Regions from separate parts of the Homo sapiens genome. Here regions 1 and 2 are each linked to region 3. Evidence: chromatin loops called from intact Hi-C (ENCODE). Cell type or tissue: heart right ventricle. All regions are shown on one strand. Each heading gives the region's core, and the rest is flanking DNA. Links, peaks and the distances in the headings are about the cores only.

What was found. A loop is a pair of places that touch in the nucleus more often than their neighbours do. Peaks named below come from ENCODE experiments on the same cell type or tissue, not always from the same donor. Only the 100,000 strongest peaks of a DNase experiment are listed, where the experiment ranks them.
Region 1: it touches region 3 in a loop (3-fold over the local background); 74 of 110 quality-filtered maps call a loop at or near these places.
Region 2: a loop joins it to region 3, with 4 times the contacts of the local background. A loop is called at or near these places in 45 of 110 quality-filtered maps.

What each region holds. Positions count from the first base shown.
Region 1 is chr14:24,815,169-24,821,175 of GRCh38, reverse strand. STXBP6 (syntaxin binding protein 6) reads left to right here. Exons shown (of 6, transcript NM_001394410.1): 5 at 1,982-2,139. LOC124903293 (a long non-coding RNA gene) reads right to left here and starts at 2,818. Exons shown (of 2, transcript XR_007064089.1): 1 at 2,283-2,818; 2 at 1-2,186. In heart right ventricle, for the core only: a CTCF peak has its summit at 3,189 (motif pointing left); DNase peaks (open chromatin) are centred at 3,258, 3,932 and 4,771; H3K27ac peaks cover 3,390 bases.
Region 2 is chr14:24,732,147-24,738,153 of GRCh38, reverse strand. No RefSeq gene overlaps it. Among named protein-coding and RNA genes, the nearest start is that of GZMB, 100 kb to the right of the region's middle. In heart right ventricle, for the core only: a CTCF peak has its summit at 3,062 (motif pointing left); a DNase peak (open chromatin) is centred at 3,055.
Region 3 is chr14:25,046,718-25,052,724 of GRCh38, reverse strand. STXBP6 (syntaxin binding protein 6) reads left to right here and starts at 2,578. Exons shown (of 6, transcript NM_001394410.1): 1 at 2,578-2,847. LOC124903295 (a long non-coding RNA gene) reads right to left here and starts at 2,381. Exons shown (of 2, transcript XR_007064091.1): 1 at 2,291-2,381; 2 at 135-499. In heart right ventricle, for the core only: no CTCF peak of the experiment used is centred there; DNase peaks (open chromatin) are centred at 2,604, 3,048, 3,364 and 3,944; H3K4me3 peaks cover 4,016 bases; H3K27ac peaks cover 3,419 bases.

The sequences.
Region 1 (6,007 bases), core at 383-5,382, 230 kb after region 3:
CAGCTGTGAATATATGGAAGGAGGCAGGAAAAGGAGATTTTCTTGTGCCCTCTCCCAACTCCTCTGCGCCCTTCCCCATCTTCCTGTTCCACCCCATTGGCCTCTTCCTTTTTTGAGAAAACTTGACTTTCCATGTGGCATGGGTAATAACTCTTAATTTACCAAGAGGAGTACCTTGAGGACAGAAACGGTCAGGCGTTACCTTGGGAAATAACCTGTCAAAACCTATCTGTATGCTAGTCTGCGCACAATTCTGTCTTAGTGATTGCTTCTCTGAACCAACACCATATCTGCAAAGAACAAGGTAGAGAATAAGGAAAAGTCACTGGGAAACCAGGCTCAAGTGCTATCCATGTCACTTCCCTAGTGATACGGTATTGTGCAAGCCTCTTAACCTCTGCTAGTCTCAATCCTATCAGCAGAATTGTGACAATCAAGTGAGATAATATTCGTGAAGGTGCTTTATGATTGCAAAGTGCTATTCAAGTGTTGAGCAGCATGGATGGGTTATTATCATAGTTATGAGTATGATATGAAAGCAAAGGGGACCAAGATTTCTCCTCCTAAATCTGTTCTGAAGACCCAGACCTTTCATTCCAACCTTGCATTCAACCAGATTTGCCTAGAACTGCATTTCCTCTGCTCCCTATTTATCTGTGCTGATTTATCTTGGTTCATGTAGTGCTTGATGCAACTGAGTAACACTGAGTTAACCCCATTCTCCTCCCCTCAGTGCATAATTGAATCCCTTGAAATCCACCATTAAAGAAGAAAAATGGAAAAACATTTACTAAGTGCTTCCTCCAGTCCAGGCACTTTCTTTGCCTGAGATCCTTTTCCACAAACCACAGACTGTGCCCACAGAGGAGAAATTAAGAACCCTTTGCAGCTGAGACCAGTGGAAATTGCGTTTCTATTAAAAGCTATCTGTGGCTAGATGTATCCATCCCAGGTACAAAGTTAAATGATGTAATAAACTTATTCAAAGACATAAAGTCATTATATAAAATGCCATTAAATATCTCACACTCAGTGTTAACAAAATACAGCTATAAATTTCCTTTGGTTGTCATTTTGCAAGTTGCTATTTCTCAGTGATTTATGCATTGGCAAGTTCTTCACTATTGAATTTTGCTGCCCAGTCCCGGCAAATGGGATGTCAGGAATGCATGACCCTCTGAGATGCAATGGCTTTCAACCTTCTTGGTATCACCACTCCTGAGTTTGGGAGTACCAAGTTTCTTCTAGGGCTGGTTTCTATCACTGTTTTGTACCTGCTGGTTAAGTATGGTCCTGAGGCTCCGTATTTCACATACTAGAGATCAGAGGTAAGGAGTCCCAACCATCCGAGCCATGGTACAGAATCCAAGGTTGGGAGCAGACACATCTACTCTGAGCTTTGAGACTGGATCATAGCTCTTACATGAAGCTGTACATTTTGGGGTGTTCTTTACTTGCTGGATGAAGGGGTAAAATGAAGAAGAAGCATTGGAAGGAATATAGAGCATTCTATCTAGAAAAGTTCTGTGGTCCCAGTTTTCCTATGGTTATTCACCGAAACCACAGGTCAAAAGGAAATAACATAAGATCCAGATATGTCTCATTGAACTTGCCTAATTCTGTGAACTTGTCAACGTTTTCATTTATCTTTGCAAGCCAAGTTGTAAATCCAGACAGGCCCCATCCTTTTGAGCCTCCACAGATAGAATACTGGCAGAATGGAAATGACTGGCATGTCAGTGATGAGTTTATAGAGAAGCATTTAGGATTTTCCTAGGTCCTGCAGTCAGTGGGTGTTCTTGCTGCAAGTGCGTCAGTCAAACCCAATCAAAAGAAATGTCGGCTTGTTTCCTAGACACTAGACGAGCGGCCTTTCTGCAGTGTGACCTGCCTTCCTCTTACAGGATACTCACCCTGCCGGAGTCTGGTCACTGTGGGTCAGCTGAGCCAGTTTCTGATGCTCCTGCTCTCCTCCTTTCAGGAAACAGCATCCTCCATTCAGCTGCTGACAGCGTGACCAGCGCAGTGCAGAAGGCAAGCCAGGCCTTGAATGAGCGTGGAGAGCGATTAGGCCGAGCAGAGGAGAAGACAGAAGACCTGAAGAACAGCGCCCAGCAGTTTGCAGAAACTGCGCACAAGGTGGGCCAAGAGAGGAGCAGGCTTCTCAGCTCTGGGGTGTTGGGGAGCTACAGTGCCAAGAAACTTTATTTCAGTATTTTCCTGTGATGAGAGATATAAAATTAAGCTATTTCCCCTTTATGTAATTCCCATCTGCTACTTACTAAACACCTGAGTCGTGGAAAATTTCTTCTTGTACCTGGTTTCTTTGGCTCTTTTCTAATGTCCTCAGCCGTATCTCTGACCTTCTGACCTTGGATCTTTAGGAACTATGGACCATCTTTAGTTCCTGCTCAGAAGTTTAGGGCTCAAGTATCGAGGCACAGAACAGGGGGTCGGGGAGAAGAGATCAGGTCTTCGAATATCCCTGCCCCACTTAGCCAACACATGGAGGACGTGAGGCTGCTCGTGCTTGCTTTTCCATCCTGTCCCTTTCTCATCCTGAGTGTAGCAGTGTGTCCTTATCTCTTCACCAGACACAAAGCAAGCCCCAGTCCCAGGGAACTACGCACCTCGGGGCTAGTTTTCCCTCGGAGAGGGGTCGATTGTTATTTCAGGGCCTCAATTCTGGGGCTCTGAGCTTGACCGGACCAGCGCTGAGCTGTCAGCAATACTCCCTGCTGCCCCTGAATCCAGAGAAGGGCATTTCCTGCGTGACTGAGTGCGCACTCTGCACATTCTCATACTCGCTGAGAACTGTGCCTTTTAGAAGGGAAAGGGGCAGTTTTTATTGGCAGCCAGCTATCTAAGGCAGTCACAAACCAAAGGAAAGAGAGGCCCTGTTGGTCAGGTGATAAAGAGGATTTATTACTGTTGTTGTGCTTCAGATCAAAGGGCAGTTTTTTTTCTGGTTAGTGGTTTGAATTTAGCCTTCCAGAAACAACATCTGCTGATGACTTGTGTTGGCATGTCAGGCTTATGATCTGGCCCTTCAAATACACTTTTCAGGTGACCTTTCGGGGAAGAAAATAACTGGCTTTAACAGAAACACCACTTCTGCTGAGGAAACAAGGATGGATAACCTAAAAAGCAATGAGAAGAATATTCCCAGCTGAGTTGCGGTGACCTCTTCTGGAGGCTCACGCTCAGGTCCAGCTGGGGATCCAGCTCTAAGTGGATGACTCCTGCCTTCTCTTCCTGCATCCCCTTTGCACAGCGCTGTCTTGTCATCTCATTCATTCTCTGTCGTGACAGGGTCTTACTGCACTGTTGCCCGTGGGGCCCATTTCGAGTTCCTTCAAGGAGAATTGGCTAGATCTATCTGAAAATGCAGACAGCCCTGCTGGAGGCCAGAGCCTCAGATTGCTGCTGTTGGTGCAGAGGCAGAGAGTGAACTTGGATTGAAGGTCTCCCTAGTTCCTTCCTCCTTTCTCCAGCCTCTGTGACACAGAGATAATGATGACATGGAAATGCTGGCATTACAGCCTCAGCTTCTTTAACAACAACAGCAGCTTCCGTGATTTCAGTGGGAGACGGATAGTGGAAATCTGGGGAAACATTTAAGTTGTTGAGTTGGGTAGAGGAGGCTAAAGGGAATAACTTTATAACAGTCTTCAGTTCTGGGAAGGGTGATGGTACAGGCATTTTTCTTTCATGTCTTCCCACACAGAATAGAGCAATCAATAGTGCACTGATAAAATTCTGCTAAAACAAGAGTTTAGGTTAATGATTAAACCATGAACCAGGTTACCAAGGAAGATTGTAAAATTGCTCTTCCTAAGGTGGCATAGACAATACCTGGATGTCGTCCACGTAGGCGTCCCTCCCAGAGGGGGCTGTACAAACACTGGATTGGATAACCTAACCAGATGGCCTGAATTCTTGGCCCTGGTAGCCCTGTTTCCCTGATACTGTGGCCAAGTTTGCGAGGCAATTGGGAAAGCAATATGGAATAGTAGTTAACATCTTGTGTTTGAATATAGCGCTGTCATTTACCATCTTGGTGACCTTGGGCAAATGCTTAATTTCTCTAAGCCTCAGTTTTCTCATCAGTAGAATAGAGCACTATTCTTTATGAGAATAGTACCTACGTACTAGAGTGTTCAGAGAATTGAATGAGTTCAAAGCTATTAGCACAGTATGTAGCACATATAAATCTAAATTACTATTATTTGTAATCATTTTCATAAATTTTTTTTCTACTGACCCTGCCCTATTCAGTCACATAATGAGCACTGTAGAGGGATTGGAGAATTGATACTGGTGATTGAGGATCCTCAACACAGGGACAGGGAAGGAATGGAGGAGAAGATTTTGTGCCTCCCAAACCCAAAGGGAAAGGGGTGTGGGAGGGCCCTCATGCTAAATGTTGATACTATCTAAACACAGATCAGCCCTTGAAACAGGACCCATCAGGATAGAAACTAATGCGGCCACCAAAGGCAAAGGGGTCTCTGGCTTGACCAGTGGGAAAATTTATGCCTAGCAGTTACCTGCTTTCACTCGGGAGGGGTGAGGCGTGGACAGCTTGTGTTTATTTTGGTTTCCCCTCCCTCAGGTCATCTCGGGGGGAAGAGGAGGGGTTACTAGTGTCTGTTAATGTGTATGAGAGTGAGAGAGTGTCATGGCCAGACTTGCAGTTGTGTGAAACTGGGATGTGTGCCTATGAATCACTGGCACTGGCAGTATTCCTAACAAGCAGATTGACCTCTTTAGATAAGGTGTGGCTATTTTCCCAGGGACCAGGACTCTTGATTTGGACCTGCTAGCATAGGCTGACCATGAAGCTGTCATTTTACTGGACAAGCCACAGCCAGGCCTGCTGGTGAGGGGAGAGTTCAGAGATGGAACCCAAGCATTCTACCCCCTAGACAAGCATGGCTCTGTTGACTCAGAAGGAGTAAGCTGTGCTTACAAGTGGGGGCCAGAACACATGGCAGAGTCCTGAGCTGAAAATGGCAATGCCAGGTGGCAGCTCCTAGAGCTCCCAGTTGAATAAGGGTGCCGAACCCCAGCTGGAGAGTTTGGCACACCTTTGTAGAGTCCAGTAGAAAATAACTTGGCCTTCTAACTTGTTCCAGGACTCCTGCAGTGACCCAGGTGCAAGAGTCAATGGATCACTTTTGCACAACCCTGACTTCAAAATACGCAGGTGCTTGTTGTCTACAGTGCAGATAGAAAATGATCCTTCCGCCCTGCCTTCCTAGACTGACTCCCCCACCTCCACTCTGGTGAGCCTGGTTTGAGGAAATGTGGTCCTTTCTTGAGCTCCGGGCTTCATGCAAAGTTAACCTCAGGAAAGTGCACCACAATCGCAGAAACAGATCTGCTCACTTTCCCTTGCCAAAAAGCACAATGTTGCAGCAGACGCAATGCTTTGACGGCCCCGCCATAGTCAGTGAGTCAGTAGACAAGAGCATTACCCACACTCAGACATCCTCAGATGACATTTCTTGCAGAAAAAAACATTGACTTGCCCTGTTTTGCACTAGCCTACGTGTGTGGGGGAAGAAAGGGCGTGTGGCCTTTCTCTCACTGCGAGGGAATGGCTGCCTCTATCCTTACTACCTAAGGAGCTCAGGTCTGGGTCTTCGGAGCACAGGTCTTATAATATATAATATTATATTATTATAAAATAATACTATTATGTTATAATAGTATTATAAAAAATAAAATACATGATTTTATTATTTATCAACAGTAATATATTGATACTATATCTGCCTGGTATCAGTCATGATTTTATTATAATCATTTTTTAGGTTGAGTAGGTTACATGCATAGCATTGAAAGAGAACTCTTTCCATGAGATATTAAGAACACAAAATATATCAAAAGGAAATTTGAAATTTTAACAACTCTGACACCTAAATTTATCCATTGGCATTTAGCGTTGGAGACTTTTTTATAGACATAAGAGGAGGCTGAGGTGTGGAGCAGCTGTGACTTT
Region 2 (6,007 bases), core at 383-5,382, 310 kb after region 3:
AAACCATTCAAGAGGTGGCTTGGGTGCTGTTAAACACACTCAGTTATAAGCAGAGCATAAAAGTTCAGAAAATTCACATCCTGGCAATATGATAGAAAAGAAAATCCCATTTTCTGAGGAGAAATTCAATCTGGCTGCAGAAATTTGCATAAGTAATGAAGAGCCGAATGTTAATCTCCAAGACAATGGGGAAAACATCTCCCAGGCAGGTCAGAGTTCTTCATGGCAGCCCCTCCCATCGCATGCCTGGAGACCTAGGAGGAAAAAGTGGGTTCATAGGCTGGGCCCCAGGTCCCCATGCTGTGTGCAGCCTAGGGACTTGGTGCCCTGCATCCCACCTTTTCCAGCCATGGCTGAAAGGGGCCAATATAGAGCCCAGGCCATAGCTTCAGAGGATTCAAGCCCCAAGCCTTGGCAGCTTCCAGGTGGTGTTGAGCTTACAAGTGCACAGAAGTCAAGAACTGGGGTTTGGGAACCTCTCCCTAGATTTCAGATGTATGCAAACGCCTGGATGCCCAGGCAGAAGATTACTGCTAGGGCAGGGATCTCATAAAGAACCTCTGCTAGGGCTGTGCAGAAGGGAAATGTGGGGTTAGAGCCCTCACACAGAGTCCCTACTGGGGCATCGCCTAGTTGAGCTGTGAGAAGAGGGTCACTATCCTCCAGACCCCAGAATGGTAGATCCACAGACAGCTTGCACTGTGTGCCTGGAAAAGCCACAGACACTCAATGCCAGCCCATGAAAGAAACCAGGAGGGAGGCTGTACCCTGCAGAGGCACAGGGATAGAGCTTCCCAAGACCATGGGAACCCACCTCTTGCATGAGCATGACCTGGCTGTGAGACATGGAGTCAAAGGAGATCGTTTTGGAGCTTTAAGATTTGACTGCCCAGCTGGGTTTTGGACTTGCACGGTGCCTGTAGCCCCTTTGTTTTGGCCAATTTCTCCCATTTGGAGTAGCTGTATTTACCCAATGGCTTTATTTACCCAATACCTGTACCCCCATTGTATCTAGGAAGTAACTAACTTGCTTTTGATTTTACAGGTTCATAGAAGGAAGGGACTTGCCTTGTCTTGGATGAGACTTTGGACTATGAATTTTTGATGTAATGCTGAAATGAGTTGAGACTTTGGGGGACTGTTGGGAAGGCATGATTGGTTTTGAAATGTGAGGACATGAGATTTGGGAGGGGCCATGGGTGGAATGATATGGTTTGGCTGTGTCCTCACGCAAATCTCATCTTGAATTCCCATGTGTTGTTGGAGGGACCTGGTGAGAGGTAATTAAATCATGGGGGCAAGTCTTTTATGTGCTGTATAATGTGAATGGGTCTTACAAGAGCTGATGGTTTTAAAAACAAAAGTTTCCCTGCACAAGCTCTTCCCTCTTGCCACCACCACGTAAGAAATGCCTTTCACCTTCCACCATGATTGTGAGGCCTCCCCAGTCATGTAGAACTGTGAGTCCAATAAACTTCTTTCTTTTATAAGTTGCCCAGCCTTGGATATGTCTTTTTCAGCAGAGTGAAAATGGACTAATTAAAAAAGGAAATCTGTATATTTGAAGAGACATCTGTATCCTCATGTTTATTGCAGCTCTATTGACAATAGCCAAGATATAAAGTCAGTTTAGATGTCCAACAACAGATGAATGCCTTTTTAAATGTAGTCTGTATACACAATGGGATATGATTCAGCCATAAAAAAAGAAAGAAATCCTTTCATTTGAGGCAACATGGATGGAACTGGAGGGCATTATGTTAAGTGAAATAAGCCAGAAACAGAAATTTAAACACTACATGTTCTCATTCTTATGTGGAAGCTAAAAAAAGTAGATCTTATAGAAACAAAAAGTTAAACAGAGGATAGTGGAGCCTGGGAAGGATGGGGTAAGGGAGCGACAGGGAGAGATGTGTTAAAGGATATAAAATTACATATAAAGTTACAGCTAGATAGATAGAATAAGTTCCAGTATTCTCTACCACTGTAGCATAACTATACTTAATAATAATATATAGTCTTAAATAGCTAGAGGAATGTTCCCAACACAGAGAAATAATAGGTATTTGAGATGATAGATATGCTATTTGCCCCAATCTGATCACTATACACTATGTGTCTCAAAACATCCCTACATACCACATGAATATGTACAATCATTATATGTCAATTAAAGAATAAAATAAAAACATGTTCAAATAAATAAAATTAATTTGGAAGCCTAGTATCCAGGTTGAGCAAGTAAGTTGAAAACAGTAGGACCATTGAAGATGTGAAGAAGTGATGAATACAAGAATCCTTATAATTAAGTAGGTTATGTGCCTTAAAGAAACTCTGTGTGACTCTGTAGAATAGTAATCACTGAAATGTGTAGTTACCAAAAGCAGTGAAACAAGATGACACATGTTCAGTTTCTCTAGAAACAAACAATTAGTTGTGTGGAAGAAATGAAATAATAGAGTCCAGACTGTCCTGACTGTTTGTTCCTGGGGCAGAGGTTTTCTTCAGGATAGCACGGCAGGGTGCATCTTCCTAATACCTGCTGGGTGAGAAAAAAGTGGAGATTTGTAACCCCCATCAAAGAGAACCTCACCTTCCTACTTATTAGTGCCAGAAATAATTCCTCCAGGGTCATCCTTGGAGGAACAATGGAAAGAGGAGGAGGAATCAAGCCCAGCAATGCCAAGACGTCACTGTTTCAACACACTCACACCTGCCTCTTTTGATGAAATGACACTTCAGGGGGTCAGAGGTGGGCTTATTCTTTCAGCTATGTCCTGAATGAACGCACAGTAGGGAGGCCCTAGTTCTAAACAATTGTGAGCAATTATTGACTGTAATAAAAACAAAACTGCCATCAAAAAAAACTGTTCCTCGTTGCATGCTACCCCTCCTATTCCTTAGAAGTTATTACATGAAATGGACTTGCCAGCCCAGTATGTTGTCACTCTTGCATCTTCACATGACTCTGCCTCGTTGTAATCATCACCACCTTTTTTTTTCTTGAGTCCTTGAAGCAAGAATGGATCAAGGGAATAATTTAATTCTAGCGCCCTCTGCTGGTCCTGTAGAAGGGCAAGATGTCTGAAACTACATCAGTACTTGCCACATTGTTCACTACCGAAAAGCCGTTTTATTATTTTATTAACTCCAGAGACGTCACATTTTGAAATTTTTCTTTCAGAAAAACTCTGTCTATTACGTATTTATTAGTCTACCAGTTTGCATCTATTAAAGTCATAGAAAACTGCCAATCAGAACTTGTGACCAACATGCAGTAACCAAGCTTACTACACAAAGGTTATGTATTTCTAGTTCAACATAAAAATTCATACTTTACCTAGCCTGTAAAATATTGTTGGTAAGTGTGCAATTTCTGTGACTTTTTAACATATTGCACATAACTTAAGGACCTGGTTCCTACACAGAGATCCAGGGACCCCAGGTTTTGAACCATAGAGTCAGAATGTCTATCTCAGTACCTAAACAACAGGCATGTTTCTGACATATTCTTACTTTACTAGTAAGCACTTCTGGATGATCGCTAAATGTTTCTTGTTACTTGCATATAATTCTTCAAATTACTTTGGTGTGTTAACTGGTCATATCGTGGCCTAGGTTTTCAGGTAACAGGTTAGCAACAGCGATGAACAGCAGAGTGGGGGTGGAGATGGTATCTAGGAGGTGGCATACATAGGTACATGATTAGCGATATCTGAAATCCAATTCTCAGTTGCCTTCTTGCCCCATTGCCCTCCAACTGCATTACAGGATGGTCTCACAAACAGAAAGTTGATGTATTCACAGGAGAAAAGAGAGGGAGATGGCACAACATGGTAGACTCAGCAGAGTATGTGAATGGGGCCCGGGGGGAGAAAGGCAGGGGAGTGAGACAGTCAAGAAATAGGGGAGGGATAGCATTAGGAGATATACCTAATGTTAAATGACGAGTTAATGGGTGCAGCACACCAACATGGCACATGTAATATATATGTAACAAACCTGCATGTTGTGTACATGTACCCTAAAACTTAAAGTATAATAAAAACAAAGAAATAGCCAAGGAGGCCTCTGAGGCCAGAGACTCATTGTTCTCACCATGGCGACTGACACAATACCTGAACTCATACTAGGCTCTCAAACATTTGGAAAATTTCTGCAGGTATCATGCTTACTTCTCCTAGAAAAGCTCTTAGCTAGGTACAAAGCTTTACCACTGACACTAATAATCAAGACTGCTAAGATGATAATCAAAAGTAGCTTGTTCAGTGGTAGAATTGAGCTTGCTATGTGGCTGTATTTTGTACAGAAATGGCTGTATGTTTTCGAAAAAGATGAATGTGTCTCAGAGTGATTTTCAATGTGTGATTTTTTTCTTTTAAAGTAAAATTTCATTGCAATATAACATGCAAATGGAAAGGTACACAAAGTGAACACAACTACCTAACCAGAACTCAGATCAAGAAACAGATCATTCCAGCACCCAGAAGACCTCGTTGTGTCTCCTTCCTGTCATTCGCCACAGCCCCATCCCTGCTATCCTAACTTCTATGCCGTAGATGAATTTTGCCTATTTTTATAATATACACACATACACATACATGAATATATACTCTTCTGTGTCAAGTTTCTTTTGCTCAACATTATTTTGTGAGGGAAATTCATGTTGTTAGTTGCAATTTATTCTCATTGCTATATTAATAAATGTACCACAATTTTTAATCGATTCTTATGATGAGTTGACTCCAGTTACTATTCTAGCTACTGTTCTGAATTGTGCTGGTATGAGCATCTATACACATTTGTTTTGCATGCATATATACCCTTTTTTGTTAGGTATTTGCCAAGTGGTGTAATTGCTGGATCACAGGACATAGTATGTGCATACAATCAGCTTGCACAGGTGCTGCCAAAAGGTTTTGCAATGTGATTGTGCTGATTTTGTATTAGTTTTTGTGCAAAGCTAGATGCCAGAGATGTTTAGAGAGGATAAAGAACAGGGAGTGAGAATATTGTCCCTAGGCCTATGATTTGGAGCCTAAGGGGATTTGATGGAAAAGAAGACAAAATAATCCTCAAAGGGATAGGCCCCGCCAATCATCAACTAATCACTGGAGTGGATCTGAAAGTCTACTTCCTAAGGGTGAGAAAGGAAGGCAGAATCATAATGCAAAAGGCAAAGGAGAAGGAGAAGATAAGGAAGAGGATCAAAATGGATGCTACCCCCAAATGTGAAGGCAATGCTAAAAATTTACCATCATTAAAAAGTGGCATTGTAGTGTCTCAAAACCCTGACCCCAACAGGGAAAATTAGAACCAGACTGCAGCAAAATATGAGGCCTGTAGTATACATTTGTATTGGTCTCAAAGTTTCATAAACTTGTTTGGGGCTTTGTGGGCACTCAGAGTTATTAACCAGGACAGCTCCTCTTTGTAATTTTGGAGTAATGCTTTTTACCACTGCTAGTATTCACAGGAAAACAATAAAAGCTTATTTTTGAGCTTCTCCATAAGATTTTTTTCTTTATTTCTTCTAAAAAAGAAAAAACAGGATACATGTGCAGAACATGTAGGTTTGTTACATAGGTATACATGTGCCATGGTGATCTGCTGCACCTATTTACCCATCCTCTAAGTTCCCTCCCCTCACTCCCCACCCTCCAATAGGCCCTGGTATGTGTTGTTCCACTCTCTGTGTCCATGTGTTCTCACTGTTCAACTCCCACTTATAAGTGAGAACATGTGGTGTTCAGTTTTCTGTTTCTGTGTTAGTTTGCTGAAGATGATGGCTTCCAGCTTTATCCATCCATGTTCCTGCAAAGGACCTGATTTCATTCTTTTTTATGGCTGCATAGTATTCCCTGGTGTATATGTACCACATTTTCTTTATCCAGTCTATCACTGATGGGCATTTGGGCTGGTTCCATGTTTTTGCTATTGTAAATAGTGCTGCAGTAAACATATGTGTGCATTGTCTTTATAGTAGAATGATTCATATTCCTTTGGG
Region 3 (6,007 bases), core at 299-5,298:
AAAGTACAGAACCTCTCCCTGCATAAATGTTTAGTTCCTGTTCTTCTTGTTCTTCTTTATGACCTTACCATTATTGTGATTAAAAAAAAAAAAAAATCCTAGGCACTGTGGGAGGTGAAACAGATGCAGAAGACTTTGACGATGGAAATTGCTATTTATTCTGCAAATATTTGTAACTACTTGTTATGTGACAGATCCTGGGCTAGGTACTTCCTCCTTTACATGACTTCTGGAAGGCTTCTTGTTTAAACATCCACGGTCTTTTTTGTTTTTGTTTTTGTTTTTGTTTTCTTTGAGAGGTCTGCATGCTTAAAATGCTTCCCATAGATAAGCAGTGGTTTGTTCTCCATGAATGCAGCAACAAATTAGGTTACCTGCAGGGAGAATCACCTCCCACACTAAGGTAGGTCCCAGGTGTTTGAGGCAGACACTACCGTGATGACCGGTACATGAGTTAGAGAACACTTTGTACAGAGGGAGAGAGTCCTCTTGACTAGATCTGCAATATTGAGAACAAAAAGAGGCAAGTGAAGATAAAAAAGGAAGGTAGTAGAGGGAGATGACTGGCAATAGAAGCTAGTACAGTAGTATCTTACTTCACAAAATTATTGAGTTACCCAAAAGCTGATTCCAAAGTTTTGTAAATATCATCCCAACACATTAGAAAGGCTTGCTAAATTAAAGAAGCTTGCTACTTAGAGCTTTTGTCAAGCAAAAAGGCCCTTATTTCAATTCAAATTTTACATAGATGACTTGTAGGTAAGAACTCTCAACATTTTCAAAGCCCTTAGACATACATTTCTTTGGATTCTCACAAAAACGCCATGAGAATTGTTTTCCCTTCCACAGATGAGGAAAGTGAAGCTTAGAGGTTGAGCCACTTGCCCATGGAAGCCTGGTAGGGAAATGGCTGAGGTTAAGACCAGGACCCCGGCACACTACTCATTGGCACTAAGGTAGCCCCATGACATGTCTCTACAGAGATAGGCAGAGCAAAAGAAACTTACTTTTTCAGGCAATTTTCTCTGATTTTCATAAAACTGTAGCTACCAAATGGGGATACCTAGGGTATCAGTTTTATGATATCCTAGGTATCCCCGTTTCTCCCATTCTTCCCCTCCAAACCATCTTCCTGGGTCTGCTGCCCTGTCCATCTTCACAGAATTCAGTTCGGATTGTCTCCTCCCCCAGCATCTCTGCTATCTCCACGTAGTCTACAAACTAAGTGCAGGAGCCACAGACTGACAGTCAGGACTTCTGCCTGAGCCCCCATCCACAGCTCAAACCCTCTTTCCTATTTCACTATGCTAATGCTTACCCCTTGCACTCCAAACAAGCAGGTCTGTGTACCACCATCTAACACCCCAACAGGGCCAGGCTAGGGTGAGGTGAGTCACAGCACTTAAAGGTTCACCAAAGAATTCAGTAATCAAGGTTAATATTTTAATGGAATATTTAAAAAAATCAAAATTAATATCAAAAATGCATGATGAAAAATAACAAAATTTTAAATAAAGACAGGGTAAGTTTAGGGGTTTTTCCTATTGCTTCAGGCTCAAAAGTGCCTTCCGGGGCACTGTTATCGGCCCTGCAGTGACTCCCCACACAGATACTTTTACTAATGATGTTTCCCAAAAGTTAGTTCTTACAACCGCTTTCTACATTAGTAACGTCTTTCTTCTTGAACGCTCCAGCATTTAAGTGTAGCGCTCTACTGTCAGGAAAACCCATTTCCCCTAGTAACTAGTAGTACTTCGAAGATATTCTGAATCATCTTGGATCCTTTCCAGCACTTTCCCAAACCACAGTGAGCACTCAGCACCACTTCGCTAAAAGAGTGCAGAATCACAATGCTCAAATCACTGTCTGGGGGGTTCAGCAGGGAGGGGACGCAGATATGTTTTGTTTAGTCCAGGGTGTTTTGAGAAAATTGAATTTGTTATCAAGATTTTACAAATCAGGATATTGTACATGAATATACTCCGTCATTTCTGGAAAAATCAGAAAATCTAGCAACACTAGGTCTAATTCTTGCCCGATAGCAAGGGACCCTGAGAGCAGATAAGCGGCCCTGCCTTCGGAGCTCTCTCCAGTTCGCCTTCCCCCAGTTACAGTGCCTGTCAGGCCCCATTAGATCTTTGAGTTTGCTATCGTAAGAATAAAGGAAGGAGCGCACAGGATAAAAACCCATCGGCTGGGTCTATTCGTTTTTTCCTAGAGAAAAAAAAAAATGTTTCCTGGTTGTCCTTTCGAATATAGTCTCACAGAGAAGCTCACAGAAGCAGCCCACCTTTCTAGCCCACAAACTTCCCACAAGCCGTGAAAGTCGCACCGGCTCTTGCACCCAGATCGGTTTCTCCCGGGTCTTTGGCTCAGGGCCCCCGCCCCTACATTGGCCTTTCCCTTCCTCTGCCACCTCCGCGCTCCGAGGCCTGGGGCGGGTCGCGGGTCCCGGCCCCCAGCCCCCAGCCCCTAGCCGCTGCTCTTTGCCCCGGGCCAGGGCGCTCGGGCTCGCCCACGGCGGCACTGAGCATGCTCAGAGGCGGCCGCGCGGGCAGGTTTGCTTCGCAGGCGCTCGCACTCGGCGGCGGGCGGGCGCGCGGCTGCAGCTGGAGCTCCAGCGCCCGGAGTTGGAGTTGCCGGGAGTTTCCCCCCAACCCCTCCCTTTTCGCGCGCGGCAGCAGGAGCCGGCGCGGGAGCCGCGAGCGGCGGCGAGCCAGCACCCGGGCCGGCTAAGCCTTGTCCGGAGCCCGGAGCCCCGCGCGGGGCAGCCCCCCGGGGAGGAGCCTCGTGCTCTGGGACGCGTGCCGCGCACTGGCACGGCAGGGGCGCGAGCCAGGCTGCACGGTAGGACCGGGGCGAGGGGAGCCAGGCGGTCAGGGCGGAGGCCAAGCCCGGGAGATGCGGTTGCAGCCGCCACGGCTGTTGGGGCGCCTGGCGCTCCGTCCGAGGCGGGTGGCTGTGAGGCCAGGGGAGTAGGCAGGCTCCCAGAGAGATTCTTCCAAGTTGGCGGGTGGCGGGAGAGGGGGCCGCGCGCCCCGGCGCAGCTGCTTTGTGCGCGCAGAGAGGGACTCGTGTCCCTGGTTCTCTCCAACCCTGGGACCCGTTGTGCGGGCAGTATTGGGCAAGCCGCAGAACGGAGCGATTTCCTCCGAGAAAGTTGAGGATGGAGCCTTTTTTTCCGCACCGTCCCCGCGATGGCATGGGCCCCGAGAATGCTGCCCCGAGGCTCCCAGTGTGGGGGAGCTCGGGGTCGCTGCGCCTCTAGCTTGAGCGCAGAAATCCGCGAATCACTCCGATCTTCGCGAACTCTGGCATCTTCTAGGAAAATCATTACTGCCAAAACTGAGGCGAGCTTTTCTGGCGGGCACGGCACCCTGCCCCCAGGGCGCTGGCCCTGGGCGATGCCCCCTTTCCGATCTCAGGCTTGGTCAAGGGCGCCAGGTTCCGAATTCGCGCTTGCCGTGCACGCCGGCATCGAGCCTCACCAACACCGCCGGGCAACGTGGCTGGAGTAGGTGGGTGGCTTGATTTTCCCTCCAACCTTTCCTCAGGTTTACAACACCCCGCCACCTCACCACCCCACCCCGTTCATCTTCACAGAGGACAGGACCTGCAGGTGGAGAATTTGGAAAGACATCTTGTTCTTTAGGAGAAAGTCCCCGGGGTGTATCTGCCCTTGGTTCTGGCCCCAGGATTTCATAACGAACCTTCTCCCCTTCCTATTACGCTTCCCTAGGGACTGGGTGGGAGAGAATAGGATCGGTAGGTCCGCAGGAACTTCCATCTCATTCCACCCTCTCCTAAGATTGCCTTCCGGGCGACCCCAGGACCCTGGAACTGGCATTGTGCGGATTGTAAGGCTGTGGAGGATGCCGACGAATTTTTCCTGGCTCCACTTTTTTCACTTCTTGTTTTGAGTTTTGGGGTTTTGCCTGCACACTAGTCAGAGCTGCGCCCTAGTCAGAGCCACCCTGGGGGTGGAGGAGCTTCAGCCGAGGCTGTGAGCTGCTGTTCGTCTCAGAGGCTGCTAGTGGGAATCGGTCCAGAAATGATTATGCAGGCTAGAAATATGCCTCTCTTTTTTTCTTTTTTGGCTGAACACCTTGGCTGTTGGGTTTGTGTGTTACGTTCTTAAAGGGACACCCTCACACTGCTCAAGTGCCAGGATTTAGGGGCTCACCATTCTGCTGCCTGTTTTTCTCTTTGCTTTTTCCTTGAGGGTAGTCTGCTTTGGGGCCGATTTCTAGATGTGCGAATCACATAATGTGGATACACTACACAGTTCTAGAGTCAGACAGACTTGAGGTCAAGTTTCAGCTTTACAGCTGATGACAGTGCTGATGGACAAATGATTAGTCACTCTGAACTTAAGTTTTCTCTTCTGTCAAACGGAGATAATCGTGGCCTTACCTCCCTCCATTGCAGGGTTGTTGTAAACTCAGATGAGATAATGAAAATGAAAAGAGCTAAGAAAACTTTAAAAGCACCATTCAGGTCTTAGATATTGTCTCTGTGCTCTTTACTCAGTTGTTTTGAATGAGCTAATTCTTAATTATAACAAGACATCTAGGTCTTCTCTCCTCTCTGTCCACTCCTCACCAAGTGGTTTAGTTGCTTGGGCCTTTGGAAGCATCTGTTTACCCTTTTTCTTTCTCTATCCTCAAATCCATCTCTTTTGATTTTAAGAATTGGAGCTCCAGTCCTCATATTTATCTGAGGAAGGCAGCATGATGTAGATTAGGAGATGACTGGGGTGGCCTTATCAACATTCAGAGTCCTAGGCCCCAGAATTGGCACGGTCAGAAAGGCCTTAGTTTGAAACTCAAGGCTGATGAAGAAGTCAGCAGATCCTGGAATGGAGCTCTGACTTGACCTCTAATAGTGACCTTGAACTAAGGACTCAAATCCTAATCTGTGAAATCAGTCTATGAAGATTAAAAGCCAGTATCAATTGAAGGCAAGAACAGGTGAGATTATCACTCAGTTAAAAAGGGTTCACACAGGCTCCTGAGCCACCCCAGGTGCAGCATCTTCCCTAATCTTAGGGCAGTGGTTCTCAGATCAGAATCATCTGGAGGGCTTGTTACATCTCAAACTGTTGGGCTATACTGCCAGAGTCTCTGATTCTCTAGGTCTAGGGTGAAGGCCCAAGAATTAGCATTTCTGACTAGTTCCAGATGATGCTAATGGTGCTACAGACCATGCCTATAGAATCACTAACTTATGGAGTGGGAGATAGTAAGAGAGATGACGTTTGTTGTGAAATGCCATTATTTTACTAGCTCATATACAGAGACAAGGTTTCTTTGGGGGTGTGTTGGGAAGTCTCCTTAGGCATTTTATGTTCCAATGCCTGTGCCACTTACCATTATCTAGGTTTAATAATTCTGATTGCTCTTCAAATGGATGTATTTTACAAAGAGGTAGGATTCCCCCTTCTTTTCATACTGTAAAATATGTAGTCTCAGGTTTTAGATCACCCTTGGGTAGTGCCGGATTGGTGACCTTTATAATTTATAAAATCTAAAAACTACCCCATTTCCTTTTTTGGAGAAACCTCAGACATTTGTGGAAAGGAGGTTACGTACAGTTCTGACAGCTTGAACCTTAAGGTTGGAGGACAGAATAGATCACCTAGGGAACAAGTTTAAGAAGAATTTGCAGTGGTGTCTTTTCCGAATGGACAGCTTACCCAGGCCCTGGAAGGAGCATGAAGTACACCCCACGACAAATGTCCCATGGTGGTTAGACCTGGCAAAGCCCTTTCATTCCTTCTGGAGAATGGTAGTGGCATTGGCAGTGGCTGAGACCCTCTCTTCGTCTCTAAGAGGGTAGAAGGCTGGCTTTCAGGGGCAGCTGATCAGTATTAGTGTGGTGTCCTGTGTAACCTAGCTTGTAATGAAGCACTATTGGGACCTAACCCAATCTTAAGCTCTTTTCCTTTTCCCCCACGCCATAGTCCTGTGCTGTGAGCTCACCATGACTTCCTATGACCTAGACTGTG